2 separate regions of the Homo sapiens genome follow, and region 2 is linked to region 1. Evidence: read pairs that join two places in POLR2A ChIA-PET (ENCODE). Cell type or tissue: A673. All regions are shown on one strand. Each heading gives the region's core, and the rest is flanking DNA. Links, peaks and the distances in the headings are about the cores only.

What was found. ChIA-PET counts read pairs that join two places held together with the same protein. Peaks named below come from ENCODE experiments on the same cell type or tissue, not always from the same donor. Only the 100,000 strongest peaks of a DNase experiment are listed, where the experiment ranks them.
Region 2: POLR2A ChIA-PET joins it to region 1 with 8 read pairs; 1 of 35 experiments calls an interaction of 5 or more read pairs at or near these places.

Annotation. Positions count from the first base shown.
Region 1 is chr19:50,145,856-50,152,050 of GRCh38, reverse strand. LOC105372436 (a long non-coding RNA gene) reads left to right here and starts at 3,814. Exons shown (of 3, transcript XR_936021.4): 1 at 3,814-3,918. RefSeq lists a silencer at 4,368-4,467. In A673, for the core only: CTCF peaks have their summits at 4,270 and 4,470; DNase peaks (open chromatin) are centred at 3,740 and 4,440; H3K4me3 peaks cover 1,523 bases.
Region 2 is chr19:50,797,976-50,803,903 of GRCh38, reverse strand. It overlaps SNORD88B (small nucleolar RNA, C/D box 88B), which reads left to right and starts at 4,779; the gene lies at 4,779-4,875. SNORD88A (small nucleolar RNA, C/D box 88A) reads left to right here and starts at 4,369; the gene lies at 4,369-4,465. It overlaps SNORD88C (small nucleolar RNA, C/D box 88C), which reads left to right and starts at 1,483; the gene lies at 1,483-1,579. It also overlaps the pseudogene C19orf48P. RefSeq lists an enhancer at 1,383-1,883. In A673, for the core only: no CTCF peak of the experiment used is centred there; no DNase peak of the experiment used is centred there; H3K4me3 peaks cover 1,821 bases; H3K27ac peaks cover 2,771 bases.

The DNA of each region.
Region 1 (6,195 bases), core at 682-5,681:
TCAGCCTCCTAAGTAGCTGGGATTACAGGTGTGCGCCACCATGCCCAGCTAATTTTTTTTTTTTTTTTTTTTTTTTTTGAGACGGAGTCTTGCTCTTTTGCCCAGGCCGGACTTGCAGTGACGCTATCTGGTCTCACTGCAAGCTCCGCCTCCCAGGTTCACGCCATTCTCCTGCCTCAGCCTCCCGAGTAGCTGGGACTACAGGTGCCCACCACCGCGCCCAGCTAATTTTTTGTACTTTTAGTAGAGACGGGTTTTCACTGTATTAGCCAGGATGGTCTTGATCTCCTGACCTTGTGATGCGTCTGCCTCGGCCTCCCAAAGTGCTGGGATTACGGGCGTAAGCCACCGCGCCCGGCTTAATTTTTGAATTTTTAGTAGAGACGGGGTTTCACTATGTTGGCCAGGCTGGTTTCGAACTCCTGACCTCAAGTGATCCGCCAGCCTCAGCCTCGCAAAGTGCTGGGATTACAGGCGTGAGCCACCGCGCCTGGCCAGGGTTTGTTTGTTTTAACGTCTTAATGCTGCAGGTCCAGACACTTCCTCAACTTCATGGAAATTTCCTGGGAGAAGTGCAGAATAAACAGATAATTAAGTCGTACATAAATTATAGTGTGATGAGACTGGAGCGAGAGAGACAGACAGTTACAAAGAATTACAACACAGCGGTTAGCACATAACCCTATAAGATACTGGGATGTTCCTGTGGGAACCCCACAGAGCGAATTGCCAGCTCCGGCTCAGCTCGGTGGAAATCGGAGAACGTTTACTGCAGGAGAGGCTGTAAGAACTTGTTCTTGCAAGAAAAGTAGGTGTTTTCTGAAAGCAGTAGTGGGGAAAAGGTAGAAGGAAGAGCAAATAGCAAGTCACAGTTGGGGCCAGGTGCAGTGGCTCACGCCTGTAATCCCAGCACTTTGGGAGGCCGAGGCGGGCGGATCACGAGGTCAAGAGATCGAGACCATCCTGGCCAACACAGTGAAACCCCGTCTCTACTAAAAATACAAAAATTAGCTGGGTGTGGTGGCGGGCGCCTGTAGTCTCAGCTACTTGGGAGGCTGAGGCAGGAAAATCGCTTGAACCCGGGAGGCAGAGGTTGCAGTGAGTCGAGATCATGCCACTGCACTCCAGCCTGGCAACAGAGTGAGACTCCGTCTCAAAAAATAAATAAATAAGGAAAAAATATAAGTCACCGGCGGGAACTATTAACACGTTTTTTATTTTTTGAGACAGAGTCTCACAGGCTGGAGTGCAGTGGTGCTATCTTGGCTCACCACAACCTCTGCCTCCCGGGTCAAGTGATTCTCCTGCCTCAGCCTCCCGAGTAGCTGAGATTACAAGCCCCAGCCACCACGTCCGGCTAATTTTTTTGTATTTTTAGTAGACACAGGGTTTCACCATATTGGCCAGGCTGGTTTTGAACTCCTGACCTCAAGTGATCCACCTGCCTTGGCCTCCCAAAGTGCTGGGATTATAGGCATGAGCCACCGCGCCTGGCCTAACGCGTTTTTTAATAATAGCAAACACTTATATGGTGTTTTCTATCTGTCACATACTGTTCTAATGGCTTTACTTCTATCTACCTATTCAAATCTCATAACCTGATAAAAAGGGTACTTATTATTGCCCCATGTACTTATTATCGCCCCATGTACAATGAGGAAACTGAGGCACAGAGAGGTTAATGACTTGCAAAGCTCTGATAATAACTTGTATTTAATATCAAATTTCAGCTTCCTCAAAACCTTTGAAGACAGTTGTATCAGCCAGGATAAGTAGTTATGCTTCAGTAACAAACACCCCCCCAACCTCCTTCATGGCTTGTAGCAATGAAGACTTACTCCTTGTTCACGTGTGTTCCATATAAGGACTTTATGCAAAATAACCCCCAAGTGTGGAAGGAGACAATAAACCAAAAAAGAGGGAGACAAACCCAGTTCATTGGTAAGGGGTGATTTATTTGGGGAACTTACAAAGGGAAGCATGGTCTTGGGTGGCAGCAAGACAGGTCTATCTCCACACAGTTACTCCCTAATCCTAAGGCTTATCTCACATAGGGAAGGGCAATACTTGCTTTAGCAAGACAATTAAGGGTTAAGACAATTAAGCCTACAGAACAGGCAATGTTCTGTATGCTGTGTCGTAGCCTATAATTTGTGTGATAACATCAAGGTTGACATGTTCTTACACTAGGGACAGTAAGTAAAGTAGAAATCAGAAGGAATTCCCAGGACTGGGATTAATCAGAAGTCAACATGGCGGATAACCATCCAAGATGGAGTCACCTTTGTCTCCAGTGTGACATGCCTATTATAGATTAGCTGAGGTTCTGCTCCATGCCACCCTGACTCTAGAGCCTCAGCTGACAGTACAACCTGTGCTTGGAGCATTTGGTTATCGGAACACAAGGAAAAAGGAGCAAACTTGGCAGCAGTAAAATTAAGTGGTTGCAAATATGGGCTGAACCTGGATTCAAGTCCTGCCTCTGTCCTCGACTAGCTCTGGGAGCTTGGGGGGATGACATAAATCCTCTATCTCAGTGTCCTTGTCTGTAAAATAGGGAGAGCAATGCCTTCTTCATAGGGTGGTGGTGTCAGCTCAGTCAACTAGTAAAGCTCACAACGTGTTGTCAATAAGTAACACCTATTATTATTTCATTCTGGCAATGAGCCATCTAGCTTTTTCTCATGAGGACATATACGGTTTACACTTTTTTTTTTTTTTGAGACAGAGTCTTGCTCTCTTGCCCAGGCTGGCACCATCACAGCTCACTGCAGCCTTGCCCTCCTGGGCTCAACTGATCCTCCTGCCTTAGCCTGCCGAGTAGCTGGGTCTACAGGTGCTCACCACTATGCTTGGCTAACTTTTATATTTTCTGTAGAGATGGGGGTCTAGCTATGTTGCCCAGGCTGGTCTCAAACTTCTGAGTGCAAGTGATCCTCCCTCTTTAGCTTCCCTCTTTGAAATCCCAAAGTGCTGGGATTTCAGGTGTGAACCACTGCACCCAGCCTGGCAATTCTTTTAGTGTTTTACGATTAAGCTTGATATGAGGTTTTGATTATATGGACATACATAAACACAATAAGAAGCCAGTAATTCTTTAACATTGTCGCTATTGTTGTTCAATATGAATATATGCTTAATTTATTAAGCTTATCTAGAAATGACTGGTTACAGAATTTTTTTGTAAGCTTTCTCAGCATCTAGGGTTACTGGATGTTATTAAAAGTCTTTTTAGTGTATCTATAGATATGCTTGCATATTGATATATTCAGAAAGGTCAAAAGATAAATTGCATAATGTCCTAATATCAAACCATCCTTACACTCCTGAACACACATCTCCCAGCTCCCAGAACAGGCTCCATTGCCTGTATCACACTGCCCTTTAAGAAGTGGTGGGTGAAACTGAGGCAAATAGGAAGGCAGATGCCTAGGGAAATTGAGTAACAGTGGTTCAATTCATTCACCATCAGTTTACACAGGGCCAAATTTTATCTGTCCTGAAGACTTCAGCCATGGTATGAGAAATTTGGATTAAATGGACAATGGCATCGCCTCTGCCTAAAACAGGGATATTCGCGTGCCAGTACAGTCAGGCATGTCCCAAATACCAGTTTTCCTCCAAAAGCTGTTGTGTATGTATCTAAATACAGTCTTACTCCTGCCCCGTATCCTGCTCCCAGACTCCATTTCCCAGCATTCCCTCGCAGTCAGAGCCCTTAGGCCGGGAGGAGCAAGAGCCTCAATGGTTTCTGGGAAATGTAGTCCAGCTGCGATGCCGCGTTTAAGGTACCGGGACTTACAGTTCCGAGACAGGGACTGCTCAGGCGCGTTCCGGGACCCGGCGGAGGAAGGGAAGGCCTGGCTGTCCAGCGGAATCCGCCTGGACGCACGGAACTCGCGGACCCGACCGGAGCAGGTGGGTGCAGGCCGGGCCAGACAGGCTAGCAGAAGCTCCGGGGGCGGGCCCAAGTTGGGTCTGGTTGGGAGTGGGGAGGGCGCTGTGGGTGACGCCCCGCCCCCTCTTGTCATTCCCTGAGTCCCACCTAGTATCAGTGCGGCTCAGACGACTCGGCGCGCAGGAATTGGGCGTCTGCTGTTTGCCAGGAGTCCGGCGGAGCGTGGGACTGCTGCGATCCCTAGGAAGGGGAACCTACCTTTCCTCACTTTGCAGTTGAAGAAACTGAGAGTCGGGGAGACTCCGCGATTTCTCTCAGGCTGGCAGAGCTGCAACCCAGATTCTGACCCCAGAACCCGAAAGCAGCACTGCACAGGCACAGACTCGGTCTCGGCTCCCCTTATCCTGAGCATCTGTTCTTCCCTCTCTGGGTCTCCCAGCTCTCTCTGATCTTCCCCTCACCCTCGCCGCCCCAGGTCCTGTCCCCCTCTCGCTGGGTCTCTGTACCCCCTCTCTCTGCGTCTCTCTCCCCCTCTCTGTGGGTCTCTGTCGCCCTCTCTCGGTCTCTGCGCCCTCCCACTCCCCAGTCCTTCTAGCGAATCTCTGTGTTTTCCAAAGACAAGGTCATTTTCTTACATAACCATAGCACCACGATCACAATGAGGAAATTAATATTGATGTAATACTAATAGCTAATCTATAGACTTTATTCAAATTTTTGATGATTCTTCCAATAATGTCTTTTTGTCTTTCTTTTTCTTTTTCTTTTTTTGGAGACAGAGTCTTGCTCTGTCACCCAGGCTGGAGTGCAGTGGCACAATCATAGCTCATGCAGCCTCGACCTCCTGGGCTCAAGAGATCCTCCCACTTCAGTCTTCTGAGTAGTCGGGATTACAAGCACACACCACCATGCCCGGCTAATTTTTTTAATTTTTTTTTGTAGAAACGGGGTCTCACTGTGTTGCCCGGGCTGGTCTCAAACTCTTGGGCTCAAGCGATCCTCCCACCTCAGCCTCCCAAAGTGCTGGGATTACAGCTGGCTCCAATAATGTCCTTAATGGCCAAAGGAAATCCTAGGTCACACATTGCTCGCTTTGTTGGGTCTCCTTCAGTCTGGAACCGGTTTTCAGTCTTCTTTTGGAAGTTCCGAAGATTACAGACCATGTACTTGCATGTCCCTCAGTTTGGGTTTGTCTGGTGCTTCTTCATAGTTAGATTTAGGTCACACGCTTTTGGCAGGGATGCCCTAGGAGTGATGCTGTCTCCTCATCAGACTGGGGACCCTGGGCTCGGCTTGTCCCACCACACACCACATCAGCCTCACTCACATGGGTAAGGTGGCATCTGCCAAGTTTCTCCTCTCTAGTTTCCCTGGTCTGGGCGCGGTGGCTCACACCTGTAATCCCAGCACTTTGGGAGGCCGAGGGGGGCGGATAACCCCAGGTCAGGAGTTCGAGACCAGCCTGGCCAACATGGTGAAACCCCATCTCTACTAAAAATACAAAAAAATTAGCCTGGTGTGGTGGCACACACCTGTAATCCCAGCTACTTGGGAGGCTGAGGCAGGAGAATCGCTTGAAGCTGGGAGGTGGAGGTTGCAGTGAGCCGAGATCACGCCACTGCACTCCAGCCTAGGTGGCAGAGCGAGACTCCATCTCAAATAATAATAATAATAATAATAATACAAAAATCAGCTGGGCGTGGTGGCGGGCTCCTGTAACCCCAGCTACTCAGGAAGCTGAGGCCTGAGAATCACTTGAAACCCGGGAGGTGGAAGTTTCAGTGAACCAAGATCGCCTCACTGCACTCCAGCCTGGGTGACAGAGCAAGACTCTGTCTCAAAAATAAAATAAGGCCAGGTGTGGTGGCTCACGCCTGTAATCCCAGCACTTTGGGAGGCTGAGGCGGGTGGATCACCTGAGGTCAGGAGTTCGAGACCAGTCTGGCCAACATGGTGAAACCCCATCTCTACTAAAAATACAAAAAATTAGCCAGGTGTCATGGTGGATACCTGTAATCCCAGCTATTCGGGAGGCTGAGGCAGGAGAATTGTGTGAACCCAGGAAGTGGAGGTTGCAGTGAGCTGAGATTGAGTCACTGCACTCCAGCCTGGGCAACAAGAGCGAAACCCTGTCTCCAAATTAATAAATTAATTATTTAAATAAGATAAAAAAGTTACCCTGTTCTTTTTGTAATTAACAAGTGATTCATGGGGATAAAGTTAAGACTCTCTTCCTCATTTTCTCATCAAAACCTCGTGCACTAGGCCAGGTGTGGTGGCTCACACCTGTAATCCCA
Region 2 (5,928 bases), core at 201-5,200, 650 kb before region 1:
GGTTTTGTTAACGTTAGTTTTTGGCTTAGGTCCTTTAAGGTCTTGAACATCGGTTTCCTGACTTGAGCGGGGCCCATGCCCCTGCCGAGGAGGCTCAGCCTGGAAGCAGCTAGCCCATTTCCTATCTCCCCCACCACGACCCCAGCAAGGATCTCTACTTGACTTACCTCCTTCAGGCAACCACCTAGAAAATCGTTGAGTTTGTTCATGTCACAAGTGAAAGTATTTTTTCATGCATTCATCGTTGGCACGTCGTCCTTTGGCAATATTAAAATCTACCAACAAATGGGAAAAGTTAACATTTGCACCATCTTGCCATATTCAAAAACCTTGTGCTTAAGTGTTTTGAAAGTAAGTTTCATGGCCGAACGCGGTGGCTCATGCCTGTTATCCCAGCACTTTGGGAGGCCGAGGTGGGTGGGTCGCTTGACCCTAGGAGTTCAAGACCAGCCTGAGCAACATGGCAAAACCCCATTTCTACAAAAAAATAGTAAAGTGAGCCAAGCGTGGTGGTGCGGGCCTGTAGTCCCAGCTACTTATGAAGGAAGTGGGAGAATGCCTTTAGCCAAGATCGCGCCACTGCACTCCAGCCTGGGCAACAGAGCAGACTCTTACTTGAAAGAAAGGTTCATATTTCACTCAAAATAGTGTACTTGTGTACCTACAGTAACATTTTTCTACTTAATGTTATTAGCATTGTCACCCTTAATACTGCAATTTAACAATCTGCTTTGTGCCTGTTGTTCCTCAGTCATCTTCGAAATGTCTTTTACAGCTGATATGTTCAAACCTGACTCAGTCGAGGGTCTCTCCTCATTATTATTTACAAGTTGGCTTTGTTTCTTCTTCCTTCTCTCAATAAGTTCTTCCAGGGGATTTGTGTCTTGGCAGCTTTCTCTGTTTATGGGTTATGTGCAGATGTAGGCAGTGCTAAAGAAACCTGCAAACAGTGGGGGATGAACACCGGGGACATCTTCATGTAGTGCATTTGGGGTCCTACCCATCCCATGAGGACAGTCCCCCGAGGACCTGTGACACTGGGGAGGTTGGGGCATCTTGGTGTCTCCATGAGCAAAACTGGTCATTCCTACCTTCTGGATGAGTTTTGCATTTCCTACTCTTTTTGAGACAAGTCTTGCTCTGTCGCCCAGGTTGGAGTGCAGTGGCACGACTTGGCTCACTGCAACCTCCGCCTCCTGGGTTCAAGCAATTCTCCTGCCTCAGCCTCCCGAGTAGCTGAGATTACAGGCATTCTCCACCACGCCTGGCTAATTTTGTATTTTCAATAGAGACAGGGTTTCACCATATTGGCCAGGCTGGTCTCGAACTCCTGACTTCGTGATCTGCCCACCTCGGCTTCCCAAAGTGCTGAGGTTGCAGGCGTGAGCCACCGTGCCCGGCCGCGTTTCCTACTCTTTAAGCTCTGTTAGCTTGGCCTCTGTCCCTGAAGGTAAGTGGCCTCAGGACCTGGTTGCAGAGGGGCTGGGGCTCCCATGATGTCCAGCACTGGGCTCTGATCACCCCTGAGGACACAGTGCACCCCAGGACCTTTGACACCTGGGGGTCTGAGGGGCCCCAGTTTTAATGGCTTGTGGACTTGCAGACTGTTTCCTCCCCCACTCTCACTGTGTCTTTCTGTGTTACAGGTGCAGCTTCAAGCTTAGGACCACCCACCATGCCTATCCAGGTAAGAACCCTTGCTCCTGCTCCTTCACTCACCTGGGTTTAAAATATCTCACTGTCTAGGTTGACTTCATACCGTACCTCTAGAAACTGATTGATGTGCCAATGATTGTACTCAGTGTTTACATACAAAAACCATCTCAGGCTGGGCGCAGTGGCTTACACCTGTAATTCCAGCACTTTGGGAGGCTGAGGTAGGTGGATTACCTGAGGTCAGGAGTTCGAGACCAGCCCAGCCAACATGGTGAAACCCCGTCTCTACTAAAAATACAAAAAATTAGGCCGGGCACAGTGGCTCACGCCTGTAATCCCAGCACTTTGGGAAGCCGAGGCAGGTGGATCATGAGGTCAGGGGTTCAAGACCAGCCTGACCAACATGGTGAAAACCCCCATCTCTACTAAAAATACAAAAAATAGCTGGGCGTGGTGGCGGGTGCCTGTAATCCCAGCTACTCAGGAGGCTGAGGCAGGAGAATTGCTTGAACCCGTGAGGCAGAGGTTGCAGTGAGCCGAGATTGTGCCACTGCACTCCAGCCTGGGCAACAGAGCAAGACTGTGTCTCAAAAAAAAAAAAAAATTTAGCCAGGCGTGGTGGCACATGCCTGTAATCCCAGCTATTCAGGAAGCTAAGGCAGGAGAATCACTTGAACCCGGGAAGCAGAGGTTGCAGTGAGCCAAGATTGTACCATTGCACTTCAGCCTGGACAACAAGAGTGAAACTCCCATCTCAAAAAAAAAAACACCCATCTCACAACTATGGAAAACTTGGCAGGCAGGCCTGGGTCCAAACCCCAGCTCTGCTGTTTACAGGCTTGGAGACATTCACCAGGCCATCACTCTTTTGCGCCTCACTGCTGTGTCTGTGGAACAGGCACCGAGCAAATGGCCCGGGGCACTAGCGCTTCCCGCCTTCTGAAGGTGGGGCTTGAATAAGAAGAGGAATGCGTGGACTGGAGGGAACAAGCATTTGCGTTTCAGGGGAAAGAACTAATCAAACATGTCAAAACTCAGCAGTGGAAAAGAGACAGTAACTACCAGGTGATTCTGTCACGTTACTTCATGGGTTTTGTAGGCTGAATGCAATGTGTCTTTAAGCACAGCTTAGCCTGCAGTGAACCGTTTATATATAAACTGATAGAATTCAGGGAACTCCTATTTTCACAATAAAAATAACAGGCTTTATCAGGAGAATTGTTTCAAAGAGCAAAATCAGACAAGCATGAGTGTGTGTTATCAGAAAAGAGACAGGTGTTCTCAGCTCTGGGAAGATTTTCATTTGTTCCTTAGGTGTCAGGAGCTGGAACCGTGGCTGCAGCGAAATAGAACTGAAAGTGTGTTCTCCGGGTTCTTGGAGGTTTCAGCTATTTCTGGCAGGGAAGCTGGCTTTTGGGCAGGGTTGGCTGGGATTGCAGTTCCCCTGAGTATCTTTCTGAGGGTCCTGTGCTTTTTTTTTTTTTTTTTTTTTTGAGAGGGAGTCTTGCTCTGTCGCCTGGACTGGAGTATAGTGATGCGATCTCGGCTCACTGCAAGCTCCACCTCCCAGGTTCACGCCATTCTCCTGCCTCAGCCTCCCGAGTAGCTGGGACTACAGGCGCCTGCCACCACGCCCGGCTAATTTTTTTTTTTTTTTTTTTGTATTTTTAGTAGAAGTGGGGTTTCACTGTGTTAGCCAGGGTGTTCTTGATCTCCTGTCCTCGTGATCCACCCGCCTCAGCCTCCCAAAGTGCTGGGATTACACGCGTGAGCCACCATGCCCGGCCGGGTCCTGTGCTCTTAATCCGAGATCCTCTGTGGGGTAGTGAATGGAGCTGAGCGTTTGTCATGGCTGGCTTAGAGGGGATTCTTGGGGACATGAGTGGTGTCGGTGCCAGTTGGGTAGGGATGTGTGAGAGGTGAGACGACAGAGCTGATGCGGGATAGGGAGACAGAAGGGACACGTAGCATTTGTGGATTCTGGGCCGGCGCCTTCCTTACGACTGTCCAGATAGAAATGTTCCTCGCCTTGTCCAGTCTGGCAGCCACTGGCCACGGGTGGCTCTTGGACACCTGGAATGTGGCTAGTTTGTGGCTGGGGGCTGGGTTTTTAATTTTCCTTGATTAGTTTAAACAAGGACCCCCCTCTTCCTACAAAGCATATTTCTATGCAAAATGGGGCTTTTGGTGTTTCTGAGGTTGTTAAACAGCAGCACCCACTGAGCGAGCACCCACAGTGTTAGTGCTTTTGCGGAGAATAAACTGAACTTATCCTGCCAGGGTCCCAGTGAGAGGCAGCTGCCCCTTCCCCATGTCACAGAAGGTTCTGGTGAAGTCAGAGCAGCTTAGAAGAGCTGGGCCGGGGGCAGCAGAGGCGATTGAGGGGTATCCCGTTAGGCATGGGAGGCCCAAGCAGAAGGGTTTGGCCCCGTCCTCTCACTGAACCCCACAGATGTGCCTGTCTGCAGGCATCTCTAGTCCCGTTTTCCAGAGAAACACTGCTGCTGGGGGGCGGGGAGGGGTGAGGTCAGTGGGCCTAGATCATACAAGGAGCCATACCCAGGCTGAGCTGGATGGGGAGGGGAGGTAGCCTGGCACCCCCAGGGACCAAGTGTCATTCAGTTTGTTGCCTGATCTCTCAGCACTCTTCTGTGATGTCCCCCTTAGGACAGTAGGTGGTCCTGGGACCCACATCAGGAGGGGGTGAGGGCACCGGGGCCTCCATGATGTCCAGCACTGGGCTCCGACTGCCACTGAGGACACGGTGCCCCCCGGGACCTTTGACACCCGGGGGTCTGAGGGGCCCTGGCTCTGGGGAGGGCTGGTGGGTATCTTGGCTGCCCTGCACCCCACTGACCTTCTCCCCTCCCCTGTGCCCTCCTGCCTCCAGGTGCTGAAGGGCCTGACCATCACTCATTAAGAACAGAGGAGGCTGCCTGTTACTCCTGGTGTTGGTGAGAAGGCAGATGTAGACAGGTGCCCAGCAAGTGCTGAGCCAGGCGCTGCCCTAAGCACTGGGCTCATTAACCTTAGTAACCCTGTTGGGGGGCGGAGGTGGGATGGGGGCTGGGGCTGGGTTGCAGTGAGATGTCCAGTGTCCAGGGTTCTTGAAAGGGCTGCACTTGGGGACCCCGTGATGTCCAGCACTGGGCTCTGACTGCCCCTGAGGACACGGTGCACCCCGGGACCTTTGACATCCGGGGTTCTGAGGGGCCCCACTCCGGGAGGTGATGGTGGGGGTGTGGCTGTTTCCCCCATTCGTGCCTTTTCTGTGTCCTTCCCCTGACAGCATCCCTCCAGACACTCTGCTGTTTCCTGCCTAGGCGTGGCTGCAGCCATGGCTAGGAAAGCGCTGCCACCCACCCACCTGGGCCAGAGCTGGTTCTGCTCCTGCTGCAGGGACACTGAGCTGGCTATCTCGGCGCTTCGGGCAAGAACTGCAACAGGCTCTCCTGGGTCCTGCAGGTGTACAGCCGGGCCCCTGCCTTGTGCCTCAGCTCTCGAGAGCTGCTGCTGCCGGGTGACCTGATCCAACCTGATAAGGTGCCATCTTCAGCTACCACTGCAAGGCCCTGAGGGCAACAGCAGCACGGCACTGCCCACCCGGCTGCTGATGGCCTGGTGCCAGCTGGGAGTCCTCCCGGCACTTCGAGGCCACTGAGCCACCCTTCCAGCCCCAGCCCACCATGGACAGGGGTATCCAGCTTCCTCCTCAACCTCGTCCTCTGCCCCTGAGCCAGTGACGCCCAAGGACATGCCTGTTACCCAGGTCCTGTACCAGCACTAGCTGGTCAAGGGCATGACAGTGCTGGAGGCCGTCTTGGAGATCCAGGCCATCACTGGCAGCAGGCTGCTCTCCATGGTGCCAGGGCCCGCCAGGCCACCAGGCTCATGCTGGGACCCAACCCAGTGCACAAGGACTTGGCTGCTGAGCCACACACCCAGGAGAAGGTGGATAAGTGGGCTACCAAGGGCTTCCTGCAGGCTAGGGGAGGAGCCACCCCCGCTTCCCTATTGTGACCAGGCCTATGGGGAGGAGCTGTCCATACGCCACCGTGAGACCTGGGCCTGGCTCTCAAGGACAGACACCGCCTGGCCTGGTGCTCCAGGGGTGAAGCAGGCCAGAATCCTGGGGGAGCTGCTCCTGGTTTGAGCTGCATTCAGGAAGTGCGGGACATGGTAGGGGAGGCAAAAAGCCTTGGGCACTACCCTCCCTGTGGAGCTGTTCGGTGTCCGTCGAGCTAGCCACACCCTGACACCATGTTCAAGGGT